Linked DNA regions of Homo sapiens: region 2 is linked to region 1. Evidence: chromatin loops called from intact Hi-C (ENCODE). Cell type or tissue: IMR-90. All regions are shown on one strand. Each heading gives the region's core, and the rest is flanking DNA. Links, peaks and the distances in the headings are about the cores only.

Region 1 (8,331 bases), core at 70-8,069:
AGAAACAGTCTGTGCCTTTCTACAAAGATGATTTTGAGGGTGTCAGTACTTAAAGGGGAAAAGCAGGCTGGAGGGAAACGAGGGAGGGTGTGGTCATATTACTGAATTCACATGTTGCAAGAGAAAAGGAGTAGATGGGGGACTCGTCAATTATGTATTCATCTAGCACTCAGTAAATTGGCACTTTAAGTAAGATAAGGTGAACCAGAGTAATTGGAGATATCTGGCCTTTTATCTCTACCTATCTGCTTAGGCACAAAAGGGAAGGCGTTTTCTTGCATGACTCAGCTTTCAGCTTAATTTTTTTCCTTTGGGTAGAGTGAATTGGAGTCCCAAGTTTTATTTTCCTTTCACAGTTTAGGAAGTCGGGAGAGGTGGGTTCGCCTGGGAACTCATAGTGAGACCTGCACTCTGAATTCCTTGGAAGACAGAGGAGAAAAATGAAGGGAAAAAAAAAAGGTGGGGAGGTGGTGGAGGGAGAGAGGGAATGGTTGGTGCTTTGGCCAAGCCTGAGTTTCCCCAGCTGCTCCTTGTTTAGGCAGGAGAGACAGGCAAACTGCAGAGCACTTGTGAGTTCCCATGGGAGCCCCTGCGCCCTGTGGGTCTGTTTCAGCATTGTCCTCCGTGCTGGGGATATCCCAGCTCCCAGCTTCCTGGAAGGCTGTCGTGTTAACCACGTTAACACTTTGTGTGGGGCTCAGCACTTGTGGAGTGCCCGTTTAGTTCTTAGAGTCGCCCTGTGCAGGGCCAGGTAATGCCTACCACGTCCTAAAATGCACTGCGTGCCCCACTGTGCCCCACTGGAGGTATGTGAGTGACATTTCATGGTGTTTTGGTGGACAGTTTTAATTTCAGTAATTACATATTGATATGGTTTGGGTTTGTGTCCCTGCCCAAATCTCATGTCAAATTGGAGGAGGGCTCTAGTGGGAGGTGGTTGGATCGTGGACGTGGATTTCCCCCTTGCGTTCTCGTGGTAGGGAGTGAGTGCTCATGCGATCTGATGGTTTAAAAGTGTGCGGCACTTCCCCCTTCATGCGCTCTCTCTCCGGCTCTGCCATTGTGAAGATGTGCCTGCTTCCCCTCTGCCTTCTGCCATGATTGTAAGTTTCCTGAGGCCTTTCAGCCATGCTTCCTGTACAGTCTGGGCAACTGTGAGTCAATTAAACCTCTTTTCTGTCTTTCTTTCTTTCTTTTTTTTTTTTTTTTAGACAGAGTTTCGCTCTTGTTGCCCAGGCTGGAGTGCAATGGCACAATCTGGGGTCACTGCAACCTCCGCCTCTCGGGTTCAAGTGATTCTCCTGCGTCAGCCTCCCGAGTAGCTGGGATTACAGGCATGCGCCACCACGCCTGGCTAATTTATTTTTATTTTTTTTTATTTTTAGTAGAGACAGGGTTTCTCCATGTTGGTCAGGCTGGTCTGGAACTCCCGAGCTCAGGTGATCCGCCCACGTCGGCCCCCTAAAGTGCTGAGATTACAGGCGTGAGCCACTACGCCTGGCCTAAACCTCTTTTCTTTATAAATTACCCAGTCTCAGGTAGTTCTTTATAGCAGTGTGAGAATGGACTAATACACATGTGTTTTAATGCATCTTAGCGGGGCTGATCATAAACATATTTGACAACTGAATGGCACAGGCATCAACGAATCAGAACGGATGCTAGCAGTAAATAGCCATGAATGTCTCTGGGACTCATAACTGAACTGAAAGGGGCTCAATTTTCCCCACCCGCCTGGTGATTGGGGTGCTCATAGTCCCCCAAGAGTGGGTTCCTGCTGTTTTCACCCCACCATCCTGGCCTCCAGAAATCCACTCTGAGCTTTGAGCTTCCATACAGGGAGCTCAGGGGAGGGTAGGGAAGAAGAAAGGAGCGTGGGGGTGGGGGGAGGGCTGCTGCCTGGAGCTGCCTCTCACACAGGACCCCCTGGATGGTCACTCTGTTTCTGGGATATTTAACCCCTGAAACTGTCCCCTGAGCAGCTGTGTCACCCCTGACCTGCTGCTCAGTGTCACCCCCTCTTTTATTTTAAGAAACAGAGTCTTACTCTGTTGCCCAGGCAGGAGTGCAGTGGTGCAATCATAGCTAACTACAGCCTCAAACTCCTGAGCTTAAGCAATCCTCCTGCCTTAAGCAACCCTCCTGAGTAGCTGGGACTACAGATGCATGCCACCATGCCTGGCTAATTTTTAAATGATATTTTGTAGAGACAAGATGTTGCTATGTTGCTCAGGCTGGTCTCAGATTTCTGGGCTCAACCAATCCTCTTGCCTTGACCTCCCAAAGTGTTGGGATTATAGGCGTGAGCCACTGCGCCTAGCCTCATCTCTCCTGTTTTCATGTGTGCCTTTGTAAATTACTTGTATTTCACTGGTTACTTTTTGTTTCTATAACATGTTTTATTGTGACACATAAAATGCAGGAAAAAATGCATAAAGCTCATATGTGCAGGTTAACACAGGACTGTAAAAATATCCTACACAAAGAAGGAGAACTGGGTTCCCTGGGGCCCCCACCATCTCTTCCCATGACAGCCTCCTGATCCCCAGAGAAAAGCACTATCTTTTTTTTTTTTTTTTTTGAGATGGAGTCTCTCTCTGCCGCCCAGGCTGGAGTGCAGTGGCACAGTCTCAGCTCACTGTAACCTCTGCCTCCCGGGTTCAAGCGATTCTTCTGCCTCAGCCTCCCGAGTAGCTGGGACTACAGGCGTGCACCACTACACTGGGCTAATTTTTGTATTTTTAGTAGAGACAGGGTTTCACCATGTTGGTCAGGCAGGTCTCAATATTCTGACCTCAAGTGATCCGCCCACCTCGGCCTCCCAAAGTGCTGGGATTTACAGGCGTGAGCCACTGTGCCTGGCTATCCTAATTTTTATAACGCTAATTTCTTTGCTGTTCTTTATAGTTTCACCACTTAGGAAAGCCCTTGTTTGTTTTGTTTGTAAAATGACAGTCTTTTTATTTATGAAAATCTTGGTAATCCTGGTTTTGTTTTCATCCCCTCCCCACCATGTCCCCTCCTCTCCCCCAGCCCACCATTTATGGCAAGTGAAATCCACCTCTGTTTACTGTGGGTATTCATTTCTCTCTTAACATGAATTATAATACATAAATACGTTTATTAAAAATTTTTTTTTGAGACAGGGTCTCGCTCTGTTGCCCAAGTTGAAGTGCAGTGGGTGATCATAGCTCCCTGCAGCCTCCAACTCTTGGGCTCAAGCGATCCATCCTCCTGCCTCAGCCTTCTGAATAGCTGGGACTACAGGAGACAGCCACCACCACACCCGGCAATTCAGAGAAAAATTAAGTAAAGAATAGCATGTATAAATGAGATGGGCAAGATGATGAAGGTGGTACCCAAAGAACTGAAGTTTGGGAAACGTTGATTATCTTCCATTTATGAAGAAAAAAAAAGTCTTGGGGAGGTCTCTGGAGGGTCAGGGACTGGAATCCAGGTGCGCTGACCTAGGCCGACGTGGGCCACCGGGACACCACAGCCCTTGGGGCGCCGGCGGCCGGTGTTCCTTCAGGGAGCCCAGAGGCTGCAGTGCCGCTATGCACCACCAGAGGGCAGCACGGCCCCGGCTTGCGGCTCCCGGCCACTTCCCACGCGGGCGGCTGGGGTGGCGCTGGGCGGCTCTCCCTGGGGATTCGGGTTTGCCTGGACTCATCTTAGTCCAGAGATCCTCAAACGAGCTCTGGGACACACTCCCTTCTAAATTACCTGGGTGCTTGTTAACAGTGTAGAGTTTGGGGCCTTCCTGGACCTACAGAATCAGCATCCCTGAAGCTCCAGGTGTGTGGCGTGGGAGCTAGGGGGTTTGGACAGTGGGGTGCTGGTCAGGGGAGTTTTGAGAACACTGCTCCAGGGAGGTGGGCACTGTCTCCCAGGGTCAGAGTTTGGGGGTGATGTGTGTGTGTGTGCGGAGGATTATCACACACACCGAGAGGGATTGCCGGTCGGAAGCCTGGGCTTGCATTTGGGCCCACCTCTTACTTGGATGGGTGGCAAATTCTTCGTTAAGCATTTTGCATCTACGCACCCTCCATTTGACCACCCATCCATCCATCATCCATAAATATATGATAACTAAACCCTTACCATGTGTCCCTTCTGTGTGTGGAGATATAGTGGTGAGCAACACAGACAGCGTCCCTGCCCTCCTAGAATTCATGCCTGTGTGGAGGAGCCAGATAGCAGCAAATAATCCCTCAAATATAAAATTACATGTTAGGCTGAGCGCAGTGGCTCACACTTGTAATTGCAACACTTTGGGAGGCCAAGGTGGGAGGGTTGCTTGAGGCCAGGAGTTCAAGACCAGCCTGGGCGATATAGCAAGACCCCATCTTTACAAAAAATTTAAAATAAAATTACAATTTATAGGAGCTGCCTTGAAGGAGGAGGGATTCATAGGGTGCTGTGTGGATGAAAAGAGCTCTAGGAACCTGAGGATGTGAAGGATTCTTCCCTTAGGAAATTATGCTTGAATTGAGATCTGAGGGTGAGAAGGAGTGAACCAGGTGGAGTCAGAGGGAAGAGTGTTTCAGACAGAGGAAACTCATGTGCAAAGGCCCTGAGGTGGAAATGAGCTCACTGCCTTGGCAGAAGAGTGTGGTTGGAGCAGGAAGGAAGAGAGGGACTGGCTAGACCTGGGGTGTGGGCAGTAGACAAGGACCAGTACCCTCAGGTTCTCAAATTTCCCATCTTCAAATGGGGCAACAAGAGAACCATCTATCTTGCAAAGAGGATAACATGTAATGATGAGCCCAAAGCATCTAATGTAGTGCCTGGTACACAGTTGGTGTCAATATTGGGGGTGGGGGTGGATCTGGGCAGAGGGTACAGCCTGGTTAGAGAGCTGTGGGGAAGCACTGGGCAACTGCGGGGACCAGAGCTGTCTTGGCCACCTGCAGGGACCAGCTGAGAAGTGTGTTTAACCACAGTGAACATTACCGTTGGCATCGCTGTCTTGTTGAAAACAAAGTGAAATTGGAGAACATACTGTTGTCTTGAACTAGGCCAAGATGACTAATTATTAGACTCACTTTTGAAAGGTTACCATATACAGACATGCGCTGAGGTGGAGAGAGGAGAGTTTGGAAATCTGATTCATTCTGAAACCCCAATAGATGGAACTCTTGCTCAGTTTCTGAGCATAATGACTGTGAACATTCGGTTTAACGCAGCTGTCACCACAGGCAAGGTGCAAAACAAAATGTTTCGTACCAGCTCCTTGGAGTGTCATGGGGCAGCTCATGGCAGCCCTGGGGAGATCTCTGCTAGATGGTGAAGGGTGTGCAACGTGGGTGCTGGTGTTGGGGAATTGAGGGGACGCCAGACCTCAAATCTGGGATCTGAGTCTGAGGGATGGCTTTGCCACAAGTGGACCATGTGGCTTAGGTTAACTTCCTCCTTTCTTTGGGCCTTAGTTTCCTCATCTGGAAAATGAAGGGCTAGACCAGATGCTCTCCAAGAACTTCTCTAGTTTTGTTGTTCTATGGCCTTTGCTGGTGGTGTGACTTTGGATGTTACCTTCAGCTCCTGGGTTTTAGTTTCCTTTTGAGCATTTTAGAGTTCCCCAAGAGTGTTGGTTTATTTCACTCCCCATTTGCTGCCCCCACCAATGAAGTCTAGCGACTCGAAATCTCCTTCTCCAGACTCCACTGAGAACAAACCACCCTAGTTCCTTGCCCTGTGGGTCAGTGGTTTAATCTGGGGATGCGTGAGTCCCTTGGTCCTGTCTGGAGATGCATAAATCCACTGTGGCCCGATGTGGGGATTCCAAGTCCTTGAGGTCTAATCTGGGGATGCATGTGGTCCAGTACTCACAGACCCAAGGGGGCCTGAAGGCACCTGGACCCTTCAGGAAGTCCTGTCTCTGGGACTTACAAGGGAACATTCGTGAAGCTGGTATCAGGGCTGAACGTGGATTGGGGCTTTCTGAGGGCCAAGTGCAGGCACTCATTTCCTTCTCACATTATTCCCACCTCTGAGGGGCAGAGGGTCTAAGTAATTTTCCCAAGGCCACACAGGGAGCAAGGGGCAGAGGTGGCATGTGTGCCCAAGCCTGTTTGATTCAAACTGTCGTTAACTTTGGAAACTGACCCCACCATCTCATTTATTTCTCACAACAAATACATCCATTAACAGGTATCAAGGCTTAGAGGCTTCATAGCAAAACAGAGTGGAGACCTGGTAGGTAAGCAGGCAGCTTCCAGATTTCTCCACCCAGCCCCCACTTCCTGGCCAGGAACTGGAGGCAGGGAAGTTCCATTGCCCATATAGCTGCATGACTTTTCATTTGCCCGTTCCTGTGGTCAGACTCAGTGGTGTGAGACTTCCTGTGGTTGAGCCGAGTGATGCAAGAACGTCGCTGTGCAGGGCTGTGGTCCTACACCGTCCACTTTATTGGTTGTCTAAGACATCTTCAATGGTAAAATGGGAAAGGCATAGTTTTTGTCCTGAACGTTGTCCTTACACCTAAGCCAGACTTGATCAGATGCCACATGGGGCGTATCCTCCTGAGCATCCCACGTCTACCGCCTGCCTTGGATGTCTGACATCAAGTATGTAAGTGCTTGTGTCTGGACCTGAACTTCACTCCAAATAGCGGGGTTGGCTACAGGTCAGTTACCCATGTGAGATTATAGTGCCCTGACTGGTTATTCTTTTTTTTTCTTTTCTTTTCTTAAGACAGGGTCTAGCTCGGTTGCCCAGGCTGCCGTGCAGTGGTGTGATTGCTCTGCCTCCTGGGCTCAAGCCATCCCCCCACCTCAGCCTCCTGAGTAGCTTGAACTACAGGCATGCACCACTGTGCCAGCTAACTTTTGCATTTTAGTAGGGATGGGGTTTTGCTATGTTGGCCAGGCTGGTCTTGAACTCATGGCCTCAAGTGATCCACCCACCTTGGCCTCCCAAAGTGATGAGATTACAGGCGTGAGCCACTGTGCCTGGCCACCTGACTGGTTATTCTTATCAAGATGAGAACAGAACTGAAATTGAACATAAGCCACCATTAATTATCATCAGTAATGTATTTAAGAATATAAGGCATAATTTTAAGTTACACTAAAATAAATATAAATGGCTTGACACAAGTAAACGTTCTTGCTCAACCCTTGATACCCTCTAGGGATGGATCTGAAGATCCATCCCCTAGACACATGAATATGATTTTTCAAATCATTATTATTACAGTTTTATAGAGACAGGGTCTTACTCTGTTGCCTAGGCTGGAGTACAGTGGTGTGACCACGGCTTACTCCTGGGCTCGAACTCCTGGGCTCCAGAGATCCTCTGTATTCATCTGTTCTCGCACTGCTGTAAAGAAATACCTGAGACTGGGTAATTTATAAAGAAAAGAGGTTTAATTGCCACATGATTCTGCAGGCAATACAGATGCTGGCATCTGCTTGGCTTCTGAGGAGGCCTCAGAAAGCTTCCAGTCATGGTAGAAGGTGAAGGAGAAGCACACGCATCGCATGGCCAGAGTAGGAGTGAGTGGAAAATGGGGCACTGCTACACACTCTTTTTTTTTTTTTTTTTTGAGGCAGAGTCTTGCTCTGTCACCCAGGCTGGAGTGCAGTGGCGTGATCTCAGCTCACTGCAAGTTCCGCCTCCTGGGTTCACGCCATTCTCCTGCCTCAGCCTCCCAAGTAGCTGGGACTACAGGCGCACACCACCACGCCCGGCTAATTTTTTGTATTTTTGTAGTAGAGACGGGGTTTCACCGTGTTAGCCAGGATGTTCTTGATCTCCTGACCTCGTGATCTGCTTGCCTGGGCCTCCCAAAGTGCTGGGATTACAGGCGTGAGCCACCGCACCCGGCCTGCTACACATTTTTAAACAACCAGATCTTGCAATAACTCACTCACTCACACAACAATAACAGTACCAAGGGGATGTCGTTAAACCATTTGTGAAGGACCACCCTCATGATCTAGTCACCTCCCACCAGGCCCCACCTCCAACCCCAGGGATTACAATTCAACATGCTATTTAGGCGGGGACACAGATCCAAACAATATCTTCCTCTCACGTAGCTGGGACTAGAGGTGTGCGCCACCAAGCTCGGCCTCTGGTTTTTCAAATGATATCCCAAATCGGAGCTCCTCTCACCACTTCCACTTTGCCACTTTTATTCAAGCCACTAGCCAACAACGTGGGTTATGACAGAAACAGAAGCCTCCGCGCTCCTTTCCTCCTCCAAACTTGCTCACCTTGTAGGTGACTCTCTATGCTGCGGGATCTGTTAAGGCTTGAGTCAGATGGCAAAGTCTCTGCTCGAGGCCCTCCGATGGTTTCCCTTCCACCAGGAGTCAAAGCCCA
Region 2 (8,331 bases), core at 131-8,130, 240 kb after region 1:
GGAGCTGGGTTATAAAGGTAATGACATGAGAAGGCAGAACTGGGCTCAAATGATAATCTTGACACATGTGGCTGGGGAAGCTTGGACAAGTTAACCAAGTTTTCTGAGCTTCAATTTTGTCTTTAGAAGTTCCTCAGAGTGATGCAGAAGTAAATTAAGTGTGTTTATATCCAAAGTGGTTATTCTAGTGCTTGGTACATAGCAATTGGTAGTTAGCCTGAGGTGCTACTAAAATCCCCATTTTATAGATGGAAAACATTATTTTCAGTAAGGTAAAATGGGACAGGTACATACTCAGCCCCAAGTAGAGGCCCGGAAGCCCTGGGGTCAGGCCAGTGATGCAGGCCTTCGAAGATGCATCTGCTTGCGAGGTAGCAGGGTCTGTGCCAACAGCCACCCGGTGGCGCCGAGCTCATAGTTGGGAGGGTGCTTAGAGCAGAGTGAGGAGCTGGGGCGCATGGCTTTAAGAGGAGTGTGTGTCCAGCTGGGAAGGATGAGCAGGCGGTGAGAGTGACCCATGCACTTGGAGAGAGAGATGGGGAAGGAGGGCTCTGAGGAAGGTTGCTGTGCATTGGGAGGTGGGATCTTCCTCTTATAAGTCCCCTGAAGAAAACCTTCAGTGAAGTTCTTTGTAACTGCCCAAAGGCTTTAAAAGTTAGCACAGTGTGACCTTTGGCTATTGACTGCTGGGATGGCCCTCAAGGGTGGGAAGTTTGTGGCTAGTGGTTATACTTGTGCCATGTGTAAACTGAGCAGTTGTAGTTTTATTGTTGCCACTAGCCTTCATAAACAATGGTTGGCAATTGCAACAGGAAAGATATAATGGGAAGGGACGAGGAAGCCTTTTAAAATGTATGTATGTATGTATGTATGTATGTATGTGTGTATTTTTTGAGATGGAGTCTCACTCTGTCACCCAGGCTGGAGTACAGTGGTGTGATCTTGGCTCACTGCAACCTCCGCCTCCTGGGTTCAAGTGATTCTCCTGTCTCAGCCTCCCGAGTAGCTGGGATTACAGGCATGTGCCATCATGCCCAGCTAATTTTTGTATTTTTAGTAGAAATGGGGTTTTTCCATGTTGGCCAGGCTGGTCTCGAACTCCTGACCTCAAGTGATCTGCCCACCCCAGCCTCCCAAAGTGCTGGGATTACAGGTGTGAGCCACTGTGCCCGGCTTTAAAATTTATTAACATGGTATACTCCCACCGAAACGGAGAATATGTAAAAGACTAAGTTGAGAAGGATCTGGAGGAACCAGTACCCTCACTCACTGCTGTGTAAATTGGTACCACCATAGATGCCATTTTGCAGTATCTAAAGCTGAATATATGTCTCTATGACTCAGTAATTCAACTCCACAAATGCCTTCGTATGTTCAGGCCAGGCGTGGTGGCTCATGCCTGTAATCCTAGCACTTTGGGAGTCTGAGGTGGGAGGATCGCTTGAGCCCAGGAGTTCAAGACCAGCCTGAGCAATTTAGTGAGACCCCTGTTTTAAAAAATTAAATAATTAGCCAGGTGTGCTGGTACATACCTGTAGTCCCAGCTACTCGAGAGGCTAAGGTGGGACGATCACTTGAGCCCTGGAGGTTGAGGCTGCAATGAGCCATGTTTGCTCCATTGCACTCTAGCCTTGGTGACAGAGTGAGACTGTTTCTTAAAAAAAAGTTTATAGGAGTGTTTTTCATTAAAGCTCAAAACTGAAAACAATCCAAATGCCCATCAAGAGTAGACTGGATACATGATTCTGAAATATTCTTACACAGTGGAATACTATGCAGCAATGAGAATGAATGATGTGTAACCACATGCCATCAAGCAGATGAGTCTCACAAACACGTTGAGTGAAAGAAACCAGACAACAAGACAGAACATTCTAGACAATGCCATTTACATACAGCACATGAACAGGCAAAACTAATCAATGGAGATAGAATGTGAATTGCAGTTACCCTAGAGGGGGGTGGGGAGTGACTATAGGGGCTTTGAGGGGCTTCAGAGGTGCTGGGAAGGTTTTCTCCCTTCCTTTGAGTGCTGTTTACACAAATCTGTTCACTTTATGAAAATTCATTGAGCTGTACATTTATGATTTGTGCACTTTTCTGTTGTATTCTATGCTTCAATAAGGTGTAAAAAAAGAAAGATCAAGGCATTGTATTTTTACAAGTATCTCAATTTTTAGAGACAGGGCAGGCAGGGAAGGGAACCTAGCCAGGTTTGGTCATTTGTATCTTGTGTTAATCCGGTCACCAGGGTAGTAAATTCCCACTGAGAGCATGGATGGGCGAGCCTTTTACCGCTTGAACAATGTATTTAACTTCCTGGGAGGGAAAGAATTATTTTAGCCTCATAATGGATGATGAGCTGTGAAATTGCTCTGGCTGTGGCTTGCCCCAGGGAAGCAGGTGGCACGGGCTTCCCCAGATCTGCTCAGCTCTGCAGGCTCTGGCCTTCCACTTCTATTTCCTTGTGGACAGAGTTTTAGGAAATGTTTGAAATATCAACATCTTTTTTTTTTTTTTTTTTTTTTTTTGGAGACAGTGTCTCACTCTGTCGCCAGGCTGGAGTGCAGTATCACAATCTTGGCTCACTGCAACCTCCACCTCCCCGGTTCAAGTGAGTCTCCTGCCTCAGCCTCCTGAGTAGCGGGGATTACAGGCACATGCTACCACACCCAGCTAATTTTTGTATTTTTATTAGAGACGGGGCTTTACCATGTTGGCCAAGATGGTCTTGATCTCTTGACCTCGTGATCTGCCCGCCTCGGCCTCCCAAAGTGCTGGGATTACAGGCGTGAGCCACCGCACCTGGCCGAAACATCAACACTTAAAGCACATGCATATGTGTGTGTGTGTATGTGTGGTTTTTGTGATGCTGTGCTGTGGTGCCAGAAAATCTTGTTAATGGAATATGTGAAGATGTCTAAGTTTCTCTGGGCACAGACAACACACATGCTTGTGTACAGACACATTCATGCACAAATATAAGCAAATACAAACACAACTTGTAGGCATGCTCAGTGTATGGAAAGGCACATTGAGCATTGCTGTGTGCTCCTGGGCAAGTTACTCAATCTCTCATTGCCTCAGTTTCTGCAGTGAAATGGAGATAATAAATCACCTGACTCTTGGGCTAGTGTGAGCAATACTCTCACATGTGCACAAGCACACACAAATGAGATTTTAGTTTCCGTTTATTTGCTTAATGGCTGCTTTCCTCCTAGACTGTGGGTTTCGTGGGGGCAGGGACCTGGCACAGGGTAGGAGTGGAGTTGGTATCTGGTGAGCTAATATCTGGTGATGAACAACTCTCACAAGCCTACTGGTACACATGCTGTTTAGACACATTCACAAGCACATCTGACACACTTATTCACAGGTGTAGGCACATACAGGGATATACACACACACACTCAAATGTGTCCAGACTCAGAACTTAGGAGGGTGGATTTATCTGCAGTTTGGGGACTCTGGACTAGAAGTGAGAACACTGGGTTTTGGTTGTGGCTCCAGGTAACTCTAATTTATTATGTGACCTTGAGTAAGTCTCTCTTCTCAGAGGTCAAGGACTCCCAGCTGCATGTGATGGACTGGAATTTGAACCACAGTTAGTCTGAGTCAAAGTGCTTTTAATGATTCAGGCCGTGCTATCCCCAGTGTGGTCATGGACATGCAGCATCCCCTGGAGCTTGTTAGGCATGCAGCATCTCAGTCCCCACCCAGAATCTGATTTAGAGTCTCCTAAATCAGAATCTTCATTTTAACAGATCCCTACTTGATTTGTGTGCACATTACAGATTGAGAAGTGCTGGCCTAGTGTACTTTGCCTTCCCCAAGCACTGCAAGCAATTAGCCCATGCTGAGGGGGTTCATAAGCTGGTGGGGCACAGGCACATGCCTACCCTGAGGAGCAGTTAGAGAATGGGAGAGGAGGCAGTCGGGAGCTGCCTATAAAGACAGAATCAACATGGAAGCTCAGCATCACACATGCGGGAGCCCAGTCCCTTCTATTTATAAAGAAGCAGAATCACACAGTCGTTAAGAGTGCCAATTCATGAGCTAGGCTTTTTAATTTTAAAAACAGCATATATTAGGGCTAGGCACAGTGGCTCATGCCTGTAATCCTAGCACTTTGGGAGGCCCAGACAGGTGGGTCACTTGAGGTCAGGAGTTCGAGACCAGCCTGGCCAACATGGAGAAACTCCATCTCTACTAAAAATACAAAAATTAGCTGGGCATGGTGGCATGTGTCTGTAATCCCAGCTACTCAGGAGGCTGAGGCTGGAGAATCACTTGAATCCGGGAGGTGGAGGTTACAGTGAGGCGAGATCACGCCACTGAACTCCAGCCTGGGCAACAGAGCAAGACTCTGTCTCAGAAAAAAAAAAAAAAAACCCACCCAGCATATATTAATCATCTCATAGTTACTGCATGCCAGGAATCAAGTGTGGCTTCATGTGGTGCCTCTGGCTTAAGATCTCTTGGAGGCTGTGCTCAATGTGATACTCAAGGCTGTGGTCTCATCTGATGGCTTGACTGAAGGGGGATTTACTTCCAAGTTCCCTCTATTGGTTGTTGGCCGGATTCAGTTCCCCTGAACTGAACCATTGAGTTGGAATCATGGCTCCATCCCTTCTTACCAGTTGTGTGGCTTTATGCAAGCTTCCCATCTCTGTGGCTCCTCTGTGAAATGATTATAATAATAACACCTGCCTCATAGAGTTGTTGTGAAGATTAACAAATTCATGTATGAAAAGTACATAGGATAAGGATACCTCTACACATGGTAAGTGCTATATAAATGGTTTCTGCTATTTTTTGAAAAAAGCTATAGAAAAGCAGGTCAGAACAATGTGACTATGGGGGCTGAGCTATATATTTTTTAAAAATTTTACTGGTAACTCCGTAGGTTGCAGCACAAGCCTAGTTCAGAGTGGATGCTTACTACATTTTAGGGGAGTGGATGAGCTCTGGGTGGCAGCCCCCTGATGGGATGTTTGGGGCATAGTTACAGGAGCACGGGGTCCAGGCTGCAAGAGGAGCAGGCCTTGCTCTATTCTGCCCAGATCACTGGGCCCCATTTGTGGTGCCACCACCTGGGAAGGCAGTAGGGTATTGTGGAAGTCCTCTCAATGTCACCTGGGAGGACAATGGCATGAGCAGAGGGGCCAGCACACCTAGGTGATACCACAGAATGCAGTGTTTGGGGGCTACAGTGAGTTCACTGTGGCTAGTATCAGGCAAGGTTGCAGGACTTGGTCCAGGAGGCCTTGGATGCCAAGCAGAGGCCGGGACCCTGTTCTGAAGGGTCTGAGCAGGGCAGTGTCCATGGAGCAGTGTGCTCTAGGGGACTTCACTGCTCAGCCTGGTGTCCTGGGATCTCGGGGCACTCATGAGGACCATTCTCAGAGAACTTAAGTGCCTTCATCCACAGGCAGCTGGCGTGTGGCACATTTTTAGGCAATGCTACTTCTGTCATTTTCAGAAGGTAGAAATGGGAAAGAAAAAAAAAGCTGCAAATAGACATCATTTTTCCAGAAGCTTATTTTAAGACAGAAACAACTAGAGAGCCTACTCATCATTTTTGCTGCTTTTAAAATCAGCACTGCCTTGTGTGTGCCTGGGTACCTGCATACAAGGAGCACAGGCATGAATTGAATTTGATTTTTAAAATCCCTTGATCCAATTGCCTCTTTTTACAGTTGGTGTAACTGAGGCCCAGAAAGGGGTCAGTGATTTGTCCAAGGTCACACAGCCTGTCAGAGGTAGGGGCTCAGATCTTCATGAGAAGATGCTAAGATAAGGACAAGGAACCAGGAGACCCCGATGGGCCAAGTTAGAATGATTTCATGCTGAACAGCGTCACTGAGCGGGCTGCTTCAGACCTTTGCTGACTTCTTAGAGCTTGCAGGAAAGATGGTGCAGCACTGAGCCCAATGCCATAGCAGACCATTAGGATGTTCATTCATTCATTCACTCCAAAACATATTTACTAAGCACCTACTGTGCGTCAGGCAGTGGTGTAGGTGCTGAGACGAAACTGTGAACAAAGCAGTCAAACACTCCTAGTCCTTACTCGTTCATGCATCCTTTTATTCAGTAAATGTTTATTGAGGGCCTACTATGTGCAAGGTACTATCCTTGGCCCTTGGAATATATCAGTGACCAAATGGTGGAATTTATATCCTAGTGAAGGGGACAGGCAATAATCATTATTATTATTATTATTATTATTATTATTATTATTATTATTATTTTGAGTTGGAGTCTTGCTCTGTCATCCAGGCTGGAGTGCAGTGGTACAATCTCAGCTCACTGCAACCTCCACCTCCCAGGTTCAAGCAATTCTGCTGCTTCAGCCTCCTGAGTAGCTGGGATTACAGGCATACACCACTATGCCCGGATCATTTTTGTATTTTTAGTACAGATGGGGTTTCACCATGTTGGCAACGCTGGTCTTGAACTCCTGACCTCAGGTGGTCTGGCCTCCCAAAGTGCTAGGATTACAGACGTGAGCCACTGCAGCCAGCCATAATCATTATTTTAAAGAAGTAAAGTATACTGTATGTTTGCAGGTAAAAGTTCTGTGGGGAAACTGAGCAGGTAGGGGAGCTGGGTGTGCCAGCAGGAGCTGCACTTGCAAACAGGGTGGCCAGGGAAGGCGCTGCTGAGAAAGTGACATTTGAGCAACGACTTGAAGGGGCGAGGGAGTTGAGATCTGGGAAAGGACATTGCAGTAGAGGGAACAGCCAGCACCAAGGCCCCGCAGTGGGAGTGTGCCTGGCATGTTTGAGGAACGTGGCTGGAGTGGAGGCAGTGAGGTGGAAGAACTGGGAGACTTATCTGATCGACGGCTGGGATGGTCAAGAGCAGCTCCCAACCACGTGTGGCATGGGCAGAGGTAAGTGACCCAGGACAGCATCAGGAGTGATCGTGTAGGAGCGATCGTGTAGGAGCCAGGATACCCCTACCTCCCTTGTAAGGCCTCCCAGCATTGACATGAGGGCAGGGCACGTGCATGGGGTGTGGCATCCCTTGCAGTGATTTAAAGGGAAGTCTCAGCATCTCGCAATGTCTTGGAGCCAAAGGAGCTCCCATTTTGAGGCCACTGTGGGAAACTCATGTGGCGTAAGGAAGGATCATAGCCTTCAGATCGAGCCAGGCCCATATCTGAAAAAATGTCGTGGTTGAATGTCTTAGTAATACCAGCATGGAGAAGCCATTTTCTAAGCATGATGTGAAAGCCAGAAATCATACATTAATACATTTAATGTTTTAACATAAATGTAAAGCCCTTGATATGGCAAAAGTTATAAATAAGATCAAGTGACAAATTGGGAGTAATATTTGTAGCATGTAACATGCAAACACATAGAATAAAACAATAGAAAAATGGCAGAGGTAATGCTGGTTTTAGAACATGAAACACATTCGTGTAGGGTTTACAAAAAAAAAAAAAAAAAGAAAAAATGGTGGAGGGCCAGATTTGGTCCACGGCCTGTGATTTGCTGATCCGAACTGATTTAGGAATGTTGACATGTCCAAAACTGAGCTCGTGGTCCTCCTTATACCCACCAAGCATGTTTTCCCCTCAGTATTCCTCCACCAGTGGCTCGAGATGGGAACCTGGGAGTGATGTTCGAGTCCCCGCTGAATGAGGAAGGCACGTGGCATGTCAGACACCATCCAGGCTGGCCATAGCGATGAGGGGGTGTCATAGGAGGTGAGACTGGAAGGAGACTGGGCCGGATCATGCAGGACTTTGCAGGCTACAGAGAGGGTTTCACACACACTGTATCCTGAGCGTAGAGGACATCAGCTAATGGGAGTATCACCATCAGTTTTGTGTGTGGAACCTCTACCCTGGCTGCTATGGAGAACAATTTGGAAGGAAAGAGATTAGAAGTTAGGAGATCATTGAGGAGGTGATTACAGCAGTCCTTGTGGGAGGTGATGACCGCTTGGACTAGGATGGTTGCTCTGCAGATGGATTGTGGTGGGAAGATTTGAGATACATGGGGAGGTGGGGCTGACAGGACTTTGTGATTGATTGGAGATGGGGATGAGAGAGGGAGGAATTGAACATCTCTCCCAGGTACCCAGCTTGAGCCACCGGTAGAGGAATACTGAGGGGGAAATGGACTTGGTGGGTACAAGGATGACCACAAGCTCAGTTCTGGACGTGTCAAAGAAATCATGGCCCTTGGACCAAATCTGACCCTCCACCTGTTTTGTGTAAATAAAGCTTTACTGGAACATGGGATCCTCCTAAGTTTAAATATTGCCTGTGGCTACTTTCATGCTATAGCAATAGAGTTGAATAGTTCTGACAGA

The links. Peaks named below come from ENCODE experiments on the same cell type or tissue, not always from the same donor. Only the 100,000 strongest peaks of a DNase experiment are listed, where the experiment ranks them.
Region 2: a loop joins it to region 1, with 13 times the contacts of the local background. A loop is called at or near these places in 2 of 110 quality-filtered maps.

The regions. Positions count from the first base shown.
Region 1 is chr20:43,746,360-43,754,690 of GRCh38, forward strand. The region is part of intron 1 of LOC101927200 (a long non-coding RNA gene); the gene reads left to right. Among named protein-coding and RNA genes, the nearest start is that of GTSF1L, 24 kb to the left of the region's middle. RefSeq lists enhancers at 1-129, 5,104-5,303, 5,494-5,563, 6,064-6,143 and a silencer at 3,505-3,664. In IMR-90, for the core only: CTCF peaks have their summits at 3,571 (motif pointing right) and 5,137; DNase peaks (open chromatin) are centred at 5,032 and 6,332; H3K27ac peaks cover 628 bases.
Region 2 is chr20:43,985,407-43,993,737 of GRCh38, forward strand. All of the region lies in intron 2 of TOX2 (TOX high mobility group box family member 2), which reads left to right. Among named protein-coding and RNA genes, the nearest start is that of TOX2, 75 kb to the left of the region's middle. RefSeq lists a silencer at 3,092-3,171. In IMR-90, for the core only: a CTCF peak has its summit at 3,673; no DNase peak of the experiment used is centred there.